Linked DNA regions of Homo sapiens: regions 2, 3, 4 and 5 are each linked to region 1. Evidence: chromatin contacts called from ENCODE Hi-C or POLR2A ChIA-PET data. All regions are on one chromosome and are shown on one strand. The core of a region is the stretch at or near the end of the contact, and the rest is flanking DNA. Distances in the headings are between cores, read along the strand shown.

The links. A loop is a pair of places that touch in the nucleus more often than their neighbours do. ChIA-PET counts read pairs that join two places held with the same protein, here RNA polymerase II (POLR2A). Pooled maps may share reads with other maps.
Region 2: a map with no recorded cell type shows a loop between it and region 1 (9-fold over the local background). The contact joins the promoter of DNASE1L3 here to the enhancer-like site in region 1. A Hi-C loop is called at or near these places in 9 of 37 single-sample maps with no recorded cell type and 4 of 50 pooled maps.
Region 3: a loop to region 1 is called in a map with no recorded cell type, with 15 times the contacts of the local background. The contact joins two enhancer-like sites. A Hi-C loop is called at or near these places in 6 of 37 single-sample maps with no recorded cell type and 5 of 50 pooled maps. POLR2A ChIA-PET finds 5 or more read pairs at or near these places in 3 of 52 experiments (GM10248, T-cell and activated B cell).
Region 4: a pooled map shows a loop between it and region 1 (4-fold over the local background). The contact joins the promoter of HTD2 here to the enhancer-like site in region 1. A Hi-C loop is called at or near these places in 1 of 50 pooled maps. POLR2A ChIA-PET finds 5 or more read pairs at or near these places in 2 of 52 experiments (T-cell and activated CD4-positive, alpha-beta memory T cell).
Region 5: a pooled map shows a loop between it and region 1 (7-fold over the local background). The contact joins two enhancer-like sites. A Hi-C loop is called at or near these places in 6 of 37 single-sample maps with no recorded cell type and 5 of 50 pooled maps.

Annotation. Positions count from the first base shown.
Region 1 is chr3:56,917,889-56,920,588 of GRCh38, reverse strand. It overlaps a transcript of ARHGEF3 not described here. Among named protein-coding and RNA genes, the nearest start is that of ARHGEF3-AS1, 21 kb to the left of the region's middle. Within about 2 kb of position 1,293, at least 3 of the 41 ENCODE cell types and tissues checked have a DNase peak (open chromatin) inside an H3K27ac peak, as active enhancers do.
Region 2 is chr3:58,209,659-58,212,358 of GRCh38, reverse strand. It overlaps DNASE1L3 (deoxyribonuclease 1L3), which reads left to right and starts at 1,387. Exons shown (of 8, transcript NM_004944.4): 1 at 1,387-1,593. The coding sequence starts at 1,453.
Region 3 is chr3:58,039,011-58,041,710 of GRCh38, reverse strand. The region is part of intron 1 of FLNB (filamin B); the gene reads right to left. Among named protein-coding and RNA genes, the nearest start is that of FLNB, 32 kb to the right of the region's middle. RefSeq lists enhancers at 1-295, 1,658-2,237. Within about 2 kb of position 1,435, at least 9 of the 41 ENCODE cell types and tissues checked have a DNase peak (open chromatin) inside an H3K27ac peak, as active enhancers do.
Region 4 is chr3:58,305,169-58,307,868 of GRCh38, reverse strand. HTD2 (hydroxyacyl-thioester dehydratase type 2) reads right to left here and starts at 1,349. Exons shown (of 5, transcript NM_001348712.2): 1 at 1,218-1,349. RPP14 (ribonuclease P/MRP subunit p14) reads right to left here and starts at 1,624. Exons shown (of 6, transcript NM_007042.6): 1 at 1,452-1,624. RefSeq lists enhancers at 1,059-1,188, 1,309-1,568, 1,759-1,838.
Region 5 is chr3:58,348,569-58,351,268 of GRCh38, reverse strand. The region is part of intron 1 of PXK (PX domain containing serine/threonine kinase like); the gene reads right to left. Among named protein-coding and RNA genes, the nearest start is that of PXK, 17 kb to the right of the region's middle. RefSeq lists an enhancer at 1,484-1,763. Within about 2 kb of position 1,333, at least 9 of the 41 ENCODE cell types and tissues checked have a DNase peak (open chromatin) inside an H3K27ac peak, as active enhancers do.

The sequences.
Region 1 (2,700 bases), core at 44-2,543:
AATGGAAAGAATCATCGTTGCTTGCCAACTTTTAATGAAGAAGTAATTCTGCTAAAATCTAAATATTTTATTTTATGTAAATGAAATTCTCACAACCCTGACGAGTATGTTCCTTATAATATCTTTGGTAAGGAAATTGCTTGGAACTTCTCAACAGAAAATACCCTCAGATATATCGAACAAGAACACAGGAAACATGGTTCTGGTTCTAGTGATACCATGACACTTTTGGTGACACCTTAGTTAGGTCCCAGTTTTGGTGCTAATCTCTTTAGAGCCCAACAAGAGGGGTTGTTACCAGTTTGGTTATTTAACCAGCTGTGGGAAAACAGGGTTCATCTTTGCATCGTAGGCACCCTATAGGTAGTTTCCTGTGTATAAATATATGATTCAACTCTATATACTGAAAGAAAAATACCATACCCTGAAAACCTATGCCCCCAGAATTTTGTAGGTTTTTTTCCCCCTTTTAACATTTCTCTCCAATCTATGTAGAATTTATGTTGGATGAGTATGAAGAAGGGCTTTAAAATGAGGCTTTTCATTCCAAGAGGCAAGTGAATTGTCCCATTGTTAGCGATCCTTCTCTAGTGGTTTGTGCTCTAATATGTCAGATTCTTGAATATCCCAGAGCAGGTTTCTCGCTGTGTCTTCTGAGGGCTGTATGCTTGTAGCAGGAGCTCTGAAGTAAGCTTGCTAGGCCCCACTCCTGACCAACCTCACCACCTCTAGGCCACGTGCCATGGGTAGGCGTACACCACCTTTTTGAGTCTCAGTTTTTTTAAATCTGCAAAAAGAAAGATAATAATAAGGCCTACTTTGGGACTGTTGTGAGGATCACGTGGGAAAATACATGGTAAGTGCTCATATTAAAACATAAAAAATCCTTAGTCGCTGTGGTTTCAGTAATTGTGGCTGTATGATATGTTAATATCCACACACAGGTGCACTTTCATCATGAGTTATCAACATTGGCAGAGGTAAGAGGAATGGACAATGAGAAGTGACATTTCAAGTGTATCTTTCGTATTTGCTAAATGTCCACAGGGCAGGTGGCTAAATGAGTTAATTTCCTTCCATACCATAGCATGCTCTGCAGTAAGAGGTCAAAAATGTGCGTGACAGGGAAAGATGCCCTGGATGTTAAATGAAAAAAGAAGCAAGTGGTAGAACAATGTTATCATTCTATTTTTGAAAAAAATAAGATGTTACACCCAGCAACTCGTGTTTTTAGACAGAAGGAAATGTCTGGAAGGATTACCACCAGAGGGTGCAAACTGGTGGCCCCTGGGCCAAATGTAGCCAGCAACTGTGTTATGTGGCCCATACAGTACTTCTTATGGTGATGAATAGTTGCCAGCATTTACAAATTGAGAGATTTTACATAAAACCCTGAATTTCAGGCTTCTATTGAAAAAATTAGAATGTCTGCTCACCCTGGATGATTAACCCCTTAGGAACCCGAAAAGCTGGAACTGACCTAAGACAAAAACTCTCAGTGGTGCCCCAGTGCCCACCTGGCCTTTTCTTTCAGGTACCTGACCCCTGCTCCTAAATCCTTTTGGGTTTATGAACCTCTGTCTACGTCTGGCTTTTTAACACCAGTGCATCCAGCAAATGGGATCGGGATAGAAAAAAAAGTAGGGCCTTTGGGAAGACTCACTTTTTACTTTATATACTTCTTTGTGGTTTGAATGTGTATACTTCTGTGTGGTTCGAATGTGTGACAGTGATGCTATGTTACTATTAAAATGTAAAAACCAATACATAAACATGTTTGAATACTTAGTAGTATCCTAGATGCCATAGAGAAGACTCCTGTTCCTTTTGATATCCCATTATAAAGCTCAAAATGAACGTGGACCTTGCGGATCAGAGCCTCTTACTATTGAAATTCTCCTCTTGAAGTGCCTTCTTCATGGACCCATTTCAATCCGGGAGTTCTTGCTTCTGGTCAGAGCAAGGGCATCAGAGGAGACGGCCGTGCCCTGTTTTTGCTTCCTTTTTGCAGGCTTGCATCCCTTTCCCCTGCCAGGGCATCTGTTGGCCCTCTCTCTGCCCCTCCCTGCTCCACTGCTACCTGCCCTGGAGCCCCTCAAGTTTCACCTCTTGCACGAAGTGCTGCAGCCCACGGGTTTCAGTTCTTCTTTCCCATTCAGTCAGCAGCCGGAAGTTAGGTTGAATCATTCTAGGATTTGTTCATGTGAATGTTTCCTTCCTCCTCTCCAAAGAAATAAAACGTACAATGCCCTGGTCGTCTCACATTTCCAGTGAATCCTTACTGGGGTGAGGCTGGCCTTGGCTGCTGGGACTCCTTGAAGTGGCTTGTCAGAAAATACTCCAAGAGAGGAATGGCTGGGTGATGGAGCCTCCCGCATTTCCCAGGGCACTGTCTTTCTTCATCGGCTGAATTGTCCCCAAAGCTAGCTAATCTCAAGTTGTTTACAGGCTTGTTCAAATTTAGGACCCTTCCTGTGTAGGAGGCTGGAACAAGACGCCTTAGGAATACCTGCCCTTACCCCTCCACCAGCCACCACTTAACCAGCTTGCTTTGTGGGGAGTCAGGCTTTAGGAAATAGGGAATCCCAAGGACAATCTGAAACCCACCTCTCAGTGGACACTGTCATTTGATCTGACACTCATTACCGAGTGCTTCCAGGTGCTAGCTCCATGGTGACCCAGATGCTTGCCTGAAAGGCG
Region 2 (2,700 bases), core at 138-2,637, 1.3 Mb before region 1:
AGTGGTGCAATCTTGGCTCACTGCAGCCTCTGCCTCCCAAGTTCAAGCCATTCTCCTGCCTCAGCCTCCCAAGTAGCTGGGATTATAGGCGCCCACCACCACGCCTGGCTAATTTTTGTATTTTTAGTAGAGACAGGGTTTCACCATGTTGGCCAGGCTGGCCTTGAACTCCTGACCTCAAGTGATCCACCCACCTCAGCCTCCCAAAGTGCTGGGGCTACAGGAGTGAGCCACTGCGCCCGGCCCAGAGCCACCTTTACCAGAGATTCAACCAGGCCTGAGGTCTTAGGTTGCAGACAACAGGGAGATTCATTGCAGCACGAACTCAGGAAACCATTTCCTTCCATGTACTATTTGGGGTTATCTTATAGAATTCCTGGCATGCTTGGCCAGTATGCTGCCTGGATGTATGTTGGGGATATATGTATAATTTTCCCTGTGGCTGTGGCCACAGACCCATCACCACAAGAGGGGTTGGTCCACAGATCCCGATGCTGGCTTGGAGTTATTCTTATTCCCTACCCTTTTCACAGAATTGTCTTTGCCAAAGTCCATTAATATACCTTGATTGGATTTTGCTTTTTTTTTTAATTTTTTTTTGCTTTACAGATCTTCATAGTTTCCTGCCCATATCTCTAAAAGTCATTTTGCTTGAGTTGATATCCTACAGTTCTTACAAGACCTTTCTCTCCCAGGGTCACACAACTCTCGCCAATATTAAATTAATATCAGCTTCAATCACGGGTCTCTCCATGGGTTTCACGGGCTATTTGCTCGCAGAGTCCAGGGACATTTTCCTCATCCATTCCATCAGATCCCCAATTGCTTTCTCTGGCAACACACTCCTAGTATTTGTACGGTAAAGCTGCCTAAAAAAATTAAGTAATTCAAACTACTCTTGACCTTACTTTACACCACCAGGGCAATTAGAGTCACAGTCTGGGTGTGTCTGAGGACAGCAGGCCGCCAAATCCCAGTGATTTAGAGAAAACCGAGCAGAATTTCCCATGCCTCCTGCCTCATTGTCCCCCAGCAGAAGGTTCCGTCACCCCAGGTGCCCTCTAGGGTGGACCACTTCCGAGTTCATCCACTGTCAGGAAAAGGCACATGGCATGCAACCGCAAGACCGATGACTAGATGTCAGAGCTGGCTCCCGGTTGGGATATGAGTGACTTTGTGGAGGATGGCGCCTAAATGAGGCATGCCAATTTCTGCACCAGGGTGACGAACATAAGGGCTCCTTAAAGGCTAGCCCAATGTATCTGTATTTCCTTGGGGATTAAAACCCATGATCTTCAGTTCCTCAGAGAACTGAAAGTTGCAAGGAGAAATCCAGTAATTCCTGTTATCTGCAGGCTTTATAAGTCAGTGGAGCCTGCGGAAGTGGCCAGAATCCAGCACTCCAAGCACTGCTGTCTTCTCACAGAGTCTTGAAGCCAGAGCAGCGCCAGGATGTCACGGGAGCTGGCCCCACTGCTGCTTCTCCTCCTCTCCATCCACAGCGCCCTGGCCATGAGGATCTGCTCCTTCAACGTCAGGTCCTTTGGGGAAAGCAAGCAGGAAGACAAGAATGCCATGGATGTCATTGTGAAGGTGAGCCCCTTTCCTGGGAGGAGGATCCCAGACACCCCTCACACCCTCTCTCCTGTCTGCAGACTTTAAGAGACTCAAGGAACTTAAAGTTGGCCCTTAGGGGGAATGTAGAAGCTGGCTTGGAACAATAACCACTTCAACTCTCTGTACCTCCTGCCGTCATCTTAAAACAGGGGTGATAACAATGGTTCCCTCCAGGGTTGCTGGGGGGACTACAGGAGTTGGCAAATGGAAAGCTCTTAATGTAGTATCTGGCTCATTATACGTTCCAGATAAGGGTTAGCCATTATGATTTTTATTGCTATTTATTGAATGCCTGTATCAGGCACTATAAGCACATGGTTTCACTTCATAATCTTTATGAAGAGGGACTATTACTCCCCATGTAGAGGTGATGAACAAAGAAAGATGAAGTAACCTTATACAGCTACTCCTTTTCACCAGCAAAGCCCAGCTCCTTTCTCTCTCTTTCCTTTTCTTCTTTCTTTCTTTTCTTTCTTTCTCTCTTTCTTTCTTTCTTTTTCTTTCTTCCTTTTTCTTTCTTCCTTTTTCTTTCTTCTTTCTGTCTTTTCTTTCTTCTTCCTTTCTCTTTTTCTTTGTTTCTTTCTTCCTTTCCCTTCCTTACTTTTTTCCTTCCTTCCTTCTCTCTCCCATCCTCATCATCCCTCCCTCTCTTTGTCTTTCTTTCTTCTTCTCCTCCTTCCTTCCTCTCTCCCTCTCCTCTACTTCCCCACTCCTTCCACTTTCGCTTACGCTTTCCTTGGGTGATATACCCAATGTCCGGGGACACTGCTTGCTTTCTCTGGAGTCAATTGACTCCCTTTATCCTACAGGTTAATTAATTTTTGATGCTGGCAACTTAACCCTTTCCCAGGACTCTGGAAAGGTACTTATTACCTTAGGAAACCTGAGACACCATGGTGTGGTAGGGGGGCCAGGAGCCCTGGGTCCAGATTCCACCTACCAGACTTGTGAGCTTGGGAGGCCCTGCCCCTCCCTGAACCACCAGCTCCCCTAGTAAAATGGCGACCACATCCAAATACCACCTGTAGCACTGGCTGGTGAAGAGAACTCAGGGTGCCTGAGGCACCCAGCAGAGCCTGCAGC
Region 3 (2,700 bases), core at 186-2,685, 1.1 Mb before region 1:
AACTGCTTTACCCTGGGTCAAGGCTACTGGCTCAAGGCATGGATTCAAGGCAAGAGTGCTTGTCTTCCCGGCCCAGTGACTGCAGTGGTGGTGGGTAAGTTACTATTCTTTGGAAAATTAAGTTAGGAAGGAAAAGGTTGGCTTACAGCTCATGGGCTAGTCCCACTGGTGGTGGTGGTGGTGGTTGGTGGGGAGGGTCGTTCAGCAAAAGCAAGGAGTCCTCTGAGTCCAGCCACAACCTCCTCACCACTGAAGGCCTGCTGACATCCAAAAGCCCAGAGGCCCTGACAACATTTCCTGTGGCTCACAGACTAACCCAGCACACCAGGGCCGCTCAGCGGGAAGAGACAATGCACACACTGGCTGGTTCAGCGCTGGAAATCCCTGCCCACCTGGCTGCTTCTCTCATAAATGGGAATAATCTGGCTTTTCTTCTGAAAATAAATACTGCAAGCTCATTGTAATATCATAAAGTGATACTGAAAGCAAAAAGAATCAAGTTAAATCCTTGTGTCCACAGGGATACCACACAGAAATCTGGTTTGTGGAGTTCCCCAGATCTGCTGCTGCTCCAGGCTCAGCCACTTGCTTGCCAGCTAGGTGACCGTAAATGTAGCCTCAGTTTCCTCAGCTGCAAAACGGGATTAACACCGTTCCTCAGACCTCATGTAAGTGACATGAGGCATAAAAAGCCACCTAGCACACAGTAAGCACTCACTCACTATGGTTAGCACTCAAATAATAGTCTAATTAAGTTTCTATAATGATCAAACTTTAAGAAACATGTATCCATTCTATGATCCAAAAAAAATACAATAAAGATTTACAGAAAAAGAGAAAAGAAAAACCCAGATGCAGCTCAACTCCCACACATGAATGGGATGGAGCGGGGAGTATATTTTAAAGAAACCATGTTGGCTGGGGACGGTGGCTCACGCCTGTAATCCCAGCACTTTGGGAGGCTGAGGTGGGTGGATCACCTGAGGTCAGGAGTTCGAGACCAGCCTGGCCAACGTGGTGAAACCCCGTCTCTACTAAAAATACAAAACTTAGCCAGGCATGGCAGGATGCGCCTATAGTCCCAGCTACTCAGGAGGCTTAGGCAGGAGAATCGCTTGAACCAGTGAGACGGAGGTTGCAGTGAGCCGAGATCAGGCCACTGCACTCCAGACTGTGTGACAAGAGCAGGATTCCATCTCAACAACAATAAAAAAAAGAAACCATGTCCTCAGACCTACCCTTTACACCCTGTCAGGTACCCACTCCCATGAGGACTTGCAGGCATGGACCAGAAGCTGCCCCCACCTTAATGAGAGGGCCAATGGCTCCATAAGAGTAAGATGCAAACAGCTATCATGTTGCTGGCCAGAGGCCAGCTCCATGAGGGTAGAAGGTAACTGTTTACTCACACTCCCCTGCAGTTTCAGTTACTGTCCTGTTTGCTTTGGCTCGCTGGGTCAGGGTGTATTGCTTATTATTCAACAAACACTAATCCCGCAAGAGAACCTGAGAGGCCAGCGCTGGGGGATTTGCCGTCACAGCACCCCAAAGATCTGGCTTGCTTCTTTTTTTGAGATGGCTCTTGTTGCCCAGGCTAGAGTACAACGGCACAGTCTCAGCTCACTGCAACCTCTGCCTCCCAGGTTCAAGAAATTCTCCTGCCTCAGCCTCCCAAGTAGCTGCAATTAGAGGCACCTGCAATCAGACCCAGCTAATTTTTGTATTTTTAGTACAGACAGAGTTTCACCATGTTGGCCAGGGTGGTCTTCAACTCTTGACCTCAGGTGATCTGCCCACCTCAGCTTCCCAAAGTGCTGGGATTACAGGCATGAGCCACCACACCCTGCCCTGGCTTAGTTTTGCGCATCTCTTCACAACGTGAGATGTTCCTCTTTGCTGGGAGCATACACTAGTGCTACCCTCCCCACCACCCATGAATAAATCATGGTGATATTCTGGGCAACAATGAAAAGAGGCAATAAAGTGAATGGTGTCCTTCCAAAAGCAAATCAGGGCACTTCTGCATTCTCTGGGAGGAAAAGAACCCTCAATAAGTTTCCACTTTCAGAGCACAAAAAAGCTAGTTCTGTTCCTTCTAGTCATTGTAGTTCTTGTTTGCTACTCAGCAACTTGAATTACAGTAGAGTCAAGTCTAGTAGGAAATGCACTAGCTGGGAAAACAAGGCAAGGGGGGTGGTGACCTAGATCCCCCCAGTCAGACTAGCCCCTGGTCAGCTGTGAACCTCTGGGCATCAGTTTTCCCATCACGAAATGAAATGTCTGCATCACTAGGCTTTCCCTTAGATACAAGTTGTAGTGAACAGAGAACCAAGACACCGTTTTCCATTAAAAATTTGCTCAAGACTGGAATCACTTTTCTACACCTTTTTTTTTTTTTTTACCTATCAAATTCTAATCCAACGAGAAGTAATTAACAAACCAAACCCACAAAGTCTGATTTTCCATTCAACAGTTCTGATGATACTTATGCAATTCTTCTTTTTTTTTTTTTTTCCTGTAGAGACAGGGTCTCGCTATGTTATCCAGGCTGGTGTTGAACTCCTGGCACAATGGTTCATTCCTTGAGCCCACGTGGTCAAGGCTGCAGTGAGCTATGATCATGCCACTGCATTCCAGCCGGGGTGACAGAGCGAGATCTTGTCTTTTTTTTAAAAAAAAAAAAAAAAAGGAACTAACTTC
Region 4 (2,700 bases), core at 100-2,599, 1.4 Mb before region 1:
AAAGACTTACAAATGACAGCACTGCCCTCTGCAGGCTGTTCTGACATTAAAGGAGAGGATACCTGGGAAATTATTTTGTACAGACTGGTATTAAATATATTCACCAGGCTCTCCACAGATGTGGGCTCACGAAGTTACTGTCATCGTCATCTTTAAAGTCAGTCTTGTTGTTTGTTTTGAGATGGAGTCTCACTCTGTCGCCCAGGCTGGAGTGCTTTGGGTCGAAGCAATTCTCGCTCCTCAGTCTCCTGAGTAGCTGGGATTACAGGCGTACGTCATCACGCCCAGCTAACTTTTGTATTTTTAGTACAAATGGGGTTTCGCCATGTTGGCCCAGGCTGGTCTCGAACTCCTGGCGTCAAGTGATCCGCCGACCTCGGCCCCCTCAAAGTGCTGGGATTACAGGCATGAGCCACCGCGCCCGGCCTAGAGTCAGCCTTTTTTAGTGGCTGCGCAGGGATGCTCCTAATCTGACCTATTAGTAATAAATCTGATTCTCCCTACTCCCCCGCTTCTCCATCCCTACGGCGGCCAGTGAGTCTATTAACATCTACTCAAGCTACATCATTCCTCTGCTCAAAATCTTGCTATGGTTCCCGTTTTATCCAGAGTAAGGCCAAAGTCCTTAGAGCAGCCTGCAAGGCTCTGCCTCACCTGCAGGACTGCTCCCTCTACACCTCTGACTTCATGTCCTGCCATTCTCCCTCCGCTCAATCCCCGCCACCACACAGGCCTAGCCTAGCTCTTTCTCACGCGCCAGTCTCGCTCCCACCGCTGGGCCTCGGCTCTAGCTTTTCCCCATGCTGGGAAAGATCTTCCTCCAGGCAGCCACCGGACTCACACCCTTGCCCCCTTCCTGGCTTAGCTCAAATCTCAATCGGGTTGGCCCAGTGCCCTTCTCGGCTAACACCGCACCCCACCCCCATGCCCCGTCCCTGCTTTCTTCTTCGTAGCATTTGCCTTTTTCTATGACAATTATGTAACTCGTTTATCTTTATCTGTACTTCCCCTCCCCACCCCAACAAAAGTCCACTCCAAGAATCTTGCTATCTTGTTCACTGCTGTTTCCCAAGGCCCTAAAACACTGGGTCGTGCACAGTGGGCGTGCGACGTACAATTTTTGGACTAAATCAATCACTTTAAAAAGCTCAATATCCTTACTGCTGAGCACTTGGGTGGCTTTCAATATTTTTCAACAACCACTATTTAGCGCTCACCTCGCGCCGGGCGCATGGAGAGCGCTCAGGACACGGTCCCGAAGTCTCGCCCGGGCCTCTCGGCCACGTTCTGCGGCCGAGACCCTACGCGGCGCCGTACAGAGGCCCTCAGCGCCCGGGGTCGGAGAGGACAAGCTACCCAAGGCGCACCGCCCGCCCCGCGCATGCGCCCGGGTCGCGGCCAACTGAGACGGCTCCCAGACAACCGCCGCTCTTTGGAAGGCTTCCACCTACCCACTCTTCGTCGGACTAGCCTGACGCCTGACCAGACTCCTATTCGCCGCAAGGACCCGCCAAGGCTTGGGGCTCCCCGGCAGCAGCCACAGCTGGGCCCGAGAAACTCCTGGTGTCTTTACGTTTGGCTTCTCCTCGTCCCGCCCCACGAAGCGTGACGCCCAGGCGGATATGACGTCACCACGCGGCGTCGTCCTAAGGACCCAGGCGCGAATCCTGATCCGGAGCTGAGAGCGGCCGAGCTCAGCGCCCTCTGGTGTCCACTCCGGGAAAGCCGTGTGTGCAATTTGCTTGGGGTGCGGTTTAGGGCGGGTTTTTTCCGCCTTGGACGGTGCTTCATAGTTATCCATTTCTTCATGCATTCATTCATTCATTCAACAATTTTTTCGTTGTTTTTTTGAGACAGTTTCACTCTGTCGCCCAGGCTGGAGTGCACTGGCGCGATCTGGCTTACTGCTACCTCCGCCTCCAGGGCTCAAGCGATTCTCCCACCTCAGCCTCCTGAGTAGCTAGGACTACAGGTATGCTCCACCATGCCTGGCTAATTTTTGTATTTTTAGTAGAGACGGGGTTTCACCATGTTGGCCAGGCTGGTCTCGAACTCCTCGCCTCAAGTGATCTGCCCACCTTGGCCTCCCAAAGTGCTGGGATTACAGACGTGAGCAACTGCGCCCGAGTCATTCTACACATTTTTTTCATTATATTATAATTTATTTATTGAGATGGAGTCTCGCTCTGTCGCCCAGGCTGGAGTGCAGTGGCGCCATCTTGGCTCACTGCACCCTCCGCCTCCCTTCAAGTGATTCTTCTGCCTCAGCCTCCCAAGTAGCTGGGACTACAGGCATGCACCACCATGCCCAGCTAATTTTTGTATTTTTAGTCGAGACGAGGTTTCACCATGTTGGCCAGCATGGTCTCAATCTCTTGACCTCGTGATCTGTCCACCTCGGCCTCCCAAAGTGTTGGGATTACAGGCGTGAGCCACCGCGCCTGGCCTAATTTTTGTATTTTTAGTAGAGACAGGGTTTCACTATGTTAGCCAAGCAGGTCTCAAACTCCTGACTTCAGGCAATCCACCCACCTCGCCTCCCAAAGTGTTGGGATTACAGACGTGAGCCACCGCGCCCAGCCTACAAAATTATATCTAGCATCTCCTCTCCTCAAGATCTCCTATGTCAAGCACTCCCCAAAGATAGGACCCACTCTCAGTGTCCCTTGTGACTCCCAGCACATAGTAGGTGTTCTATCT
Region 5 (2,700 bases), core at 84-2,583, 1.4 Mb before region 1:
CACCACTGCACTCCAGCCTGGGCGATAGAGTGAGACCCTTTCTTGGAAAAATAAAATAAATTAAATAAGGAATCCTGAGTAATAAAGATTGAGATCATCTGAGCTTGGGTAAGAGCCTGGTATGTTATCAATGATAAATGCACCTTTTTTCCTTTGACAAGGGAGCTTTTGGTCATTTTACTACTCATCAGTACTTTCTGTGCTGGGGAGACTGGGAAAACAGAAGATGAAAGTAAAGTAAAGGAGCTCTTCTACTTGTAACAGGGCTGCTAAAGCATTTAGTGGGAGAGAAGCTTGAAACTATAGGCTGAAGTCAAGCTAGAAGTCCCTACTGGTTTTAATAATGGTCACCATCACTTAGGATAACGTACATATAAATCTATCCTTCCTACTCTGAGAAGGTTGCTGTGTCATCCTGAGACACTAGCTCCAATTTCATAACCAACTGTGGAAGTGACCACAGTACACATGCCATGCAGACACATATCTTCAGAGAGGGAGGTATAACTGCTCTGCTTATGGGGCACTTACTCTCTGCCTTCTAGCCCTCAGTTTACTCCATCTCCCAACAATGTCTGAAGGGAGGCGTCACTACATCTCTTATACAACAAAAACCCTGAAGCTCAGAGAGGGTAGATGCCTTAAACAAGGGCGCACCACTAGTATGTGATGAGAATAGACTCCACCCCAGGCCAGTCTGACCCAGGGGCACAGCGGTTCCTACCTTCTATGCCCTTGGACACAATACTTTCACATGCTCCAAGGACTCATTTTGATGAACAGAGTGCAGCTGGACAGGCAGAACCAGTCTATCAAGTCAGGGGGAAGCTGACAGGGTGAAGGGCAGAGTAAGGACAAGAACCCGGGCCTGGAGAATATGAGTTACTATAGCAATAGAGCTCTCAGAATACCACAACCACCTGGTTTTAATACCCCTATACTTTGCAGCCTACCTCCTACTACATGGACACAAACTGCTGGAGCTGAATGTAATGTGAGCACCACCTAGAAGTTATGTACAAGTAAGAAACTATTTTTTCTCCAAAATGTTAAGCAAGCCCCATAATGTACATTAGGCAGTTAAGAAGCAGTCGAAAGGAACATTTTTATAAGAACATGCCTAAAGTGGACATCAGGTTTATGTGATCCTCAGCAATTTGAATAGTAGTTAATTTCAGTTGTACAAAAACGGAACAGGGTCCTCCACAAAGCTGTTTTGCTTCTACACTGTGCTCCTGTTAAACTCCCCAAGGTACTAATAACGGTTGCACCTCAGTGAGCTTCCTTCCTGTGTGTTACTCTTAAAAACCACAGAGGCTCTGGGACTCAGTAGTCACAAAACCCCAATGGCTGCAGGGCTAGCAGGTTCTATCCGTTAAGCTCAGTCTTTCTCAACCAGTTCAGCAGTTTGAAGAGAGCAGTGACCTAAGGCTTGATATCCAATATGGTAGCCACTATGCACAAGGGACTACTGAGCTCTTGGAATGTGGATAGGGTGACGAAGGGACTGAATTTTTAGCTTAATTTTATTAGCCTAGTGGCTAAAATACTGGATAGTGTGCAGTTACAGACTGTTTATTTGCAGGTATAAACACAGATATTTATGAAAATGTGGCCAGGTGCTGTGGCTCATGCCTGTAATCCCAGCTCTTTGGGAAGCCGAGGAGGGTAGATCATTTGAGGTCAGCAGTTCAAGACCAGCCTGGCCAACATGGTGAAACCCCGTCTCTACTAAAAATACAAAAATTAGCCAGGCGTGGTGGCAGGAGCCTGTAATCCCAGCTACTCAGGAGGCTGAGGCAGGAGAATCGCTTGAACCGGGGAGGCAGAGGTTGCAGTGAGCCAAGATCACATCACTGCACTCCAGCCTGGGCGACAGAGTGAGACTCCGTCTCAAAAAAAAAAAAAAAAGATATTTATGAGAATGAAAGCATACTAAACATAGTGTGTTATGACTTGCTTTTTCTCTCACTTAATATAACATGGATCTCTCTCCATAACAACACATTTGGGATTTTATTTTTAATTTCTTTTGGAGATGGGGTCTGGCTCTGTCGCCCAGGCTGGAGTGCAGTGGTACAACCATAGCTCACTGCAGCCTTGAACTCCTGGGCTCAAGTGATCCTCCCACCTCAGCCTCCCTAGTAACTGGGGCTACAGGCATGAGCTACCATGCCTGGCAAATATTTTTAATGTCTGTATCTCTGCTGCCTAGTAGCCACAAGCAATATGTGGCTACTGAGCATCTGATATGTGGCTAGTCCCAATTGAGATATGCTGTAATTGTAAAATACACACCAGATTTCAAATACTTTTATGACAAGAGGAATGCAAAACATATTAATTAAAAAAAAGTACAGACAGGGTCTCACTCTGTTACCTAGGCTGGAGTGCAGTGGTGCAATCATAGCTCACTGCAGCCTCCACTGCCTGGGCTCAAGGGATTCTTCTACTCAACCTCCTGAGTAGCTGAGACTACAGGTATGCCACCACACCTGACTTTTTTTTTTTTTTAAGTTTTGTAGAGACTAGATCTTGCTATATTGCTTAGGCTGGTCTCGATCTCCTGGCCTCAAGCAATCCTCCCTCCTCAACCTGCCAAAGTGCTGAGATTACAGGCATTAGTCACTGCACCTAACATAGTAATAATTTTTATAATGATTCCATGTTGAAATTATAATATTTTGGATATATTGGGTT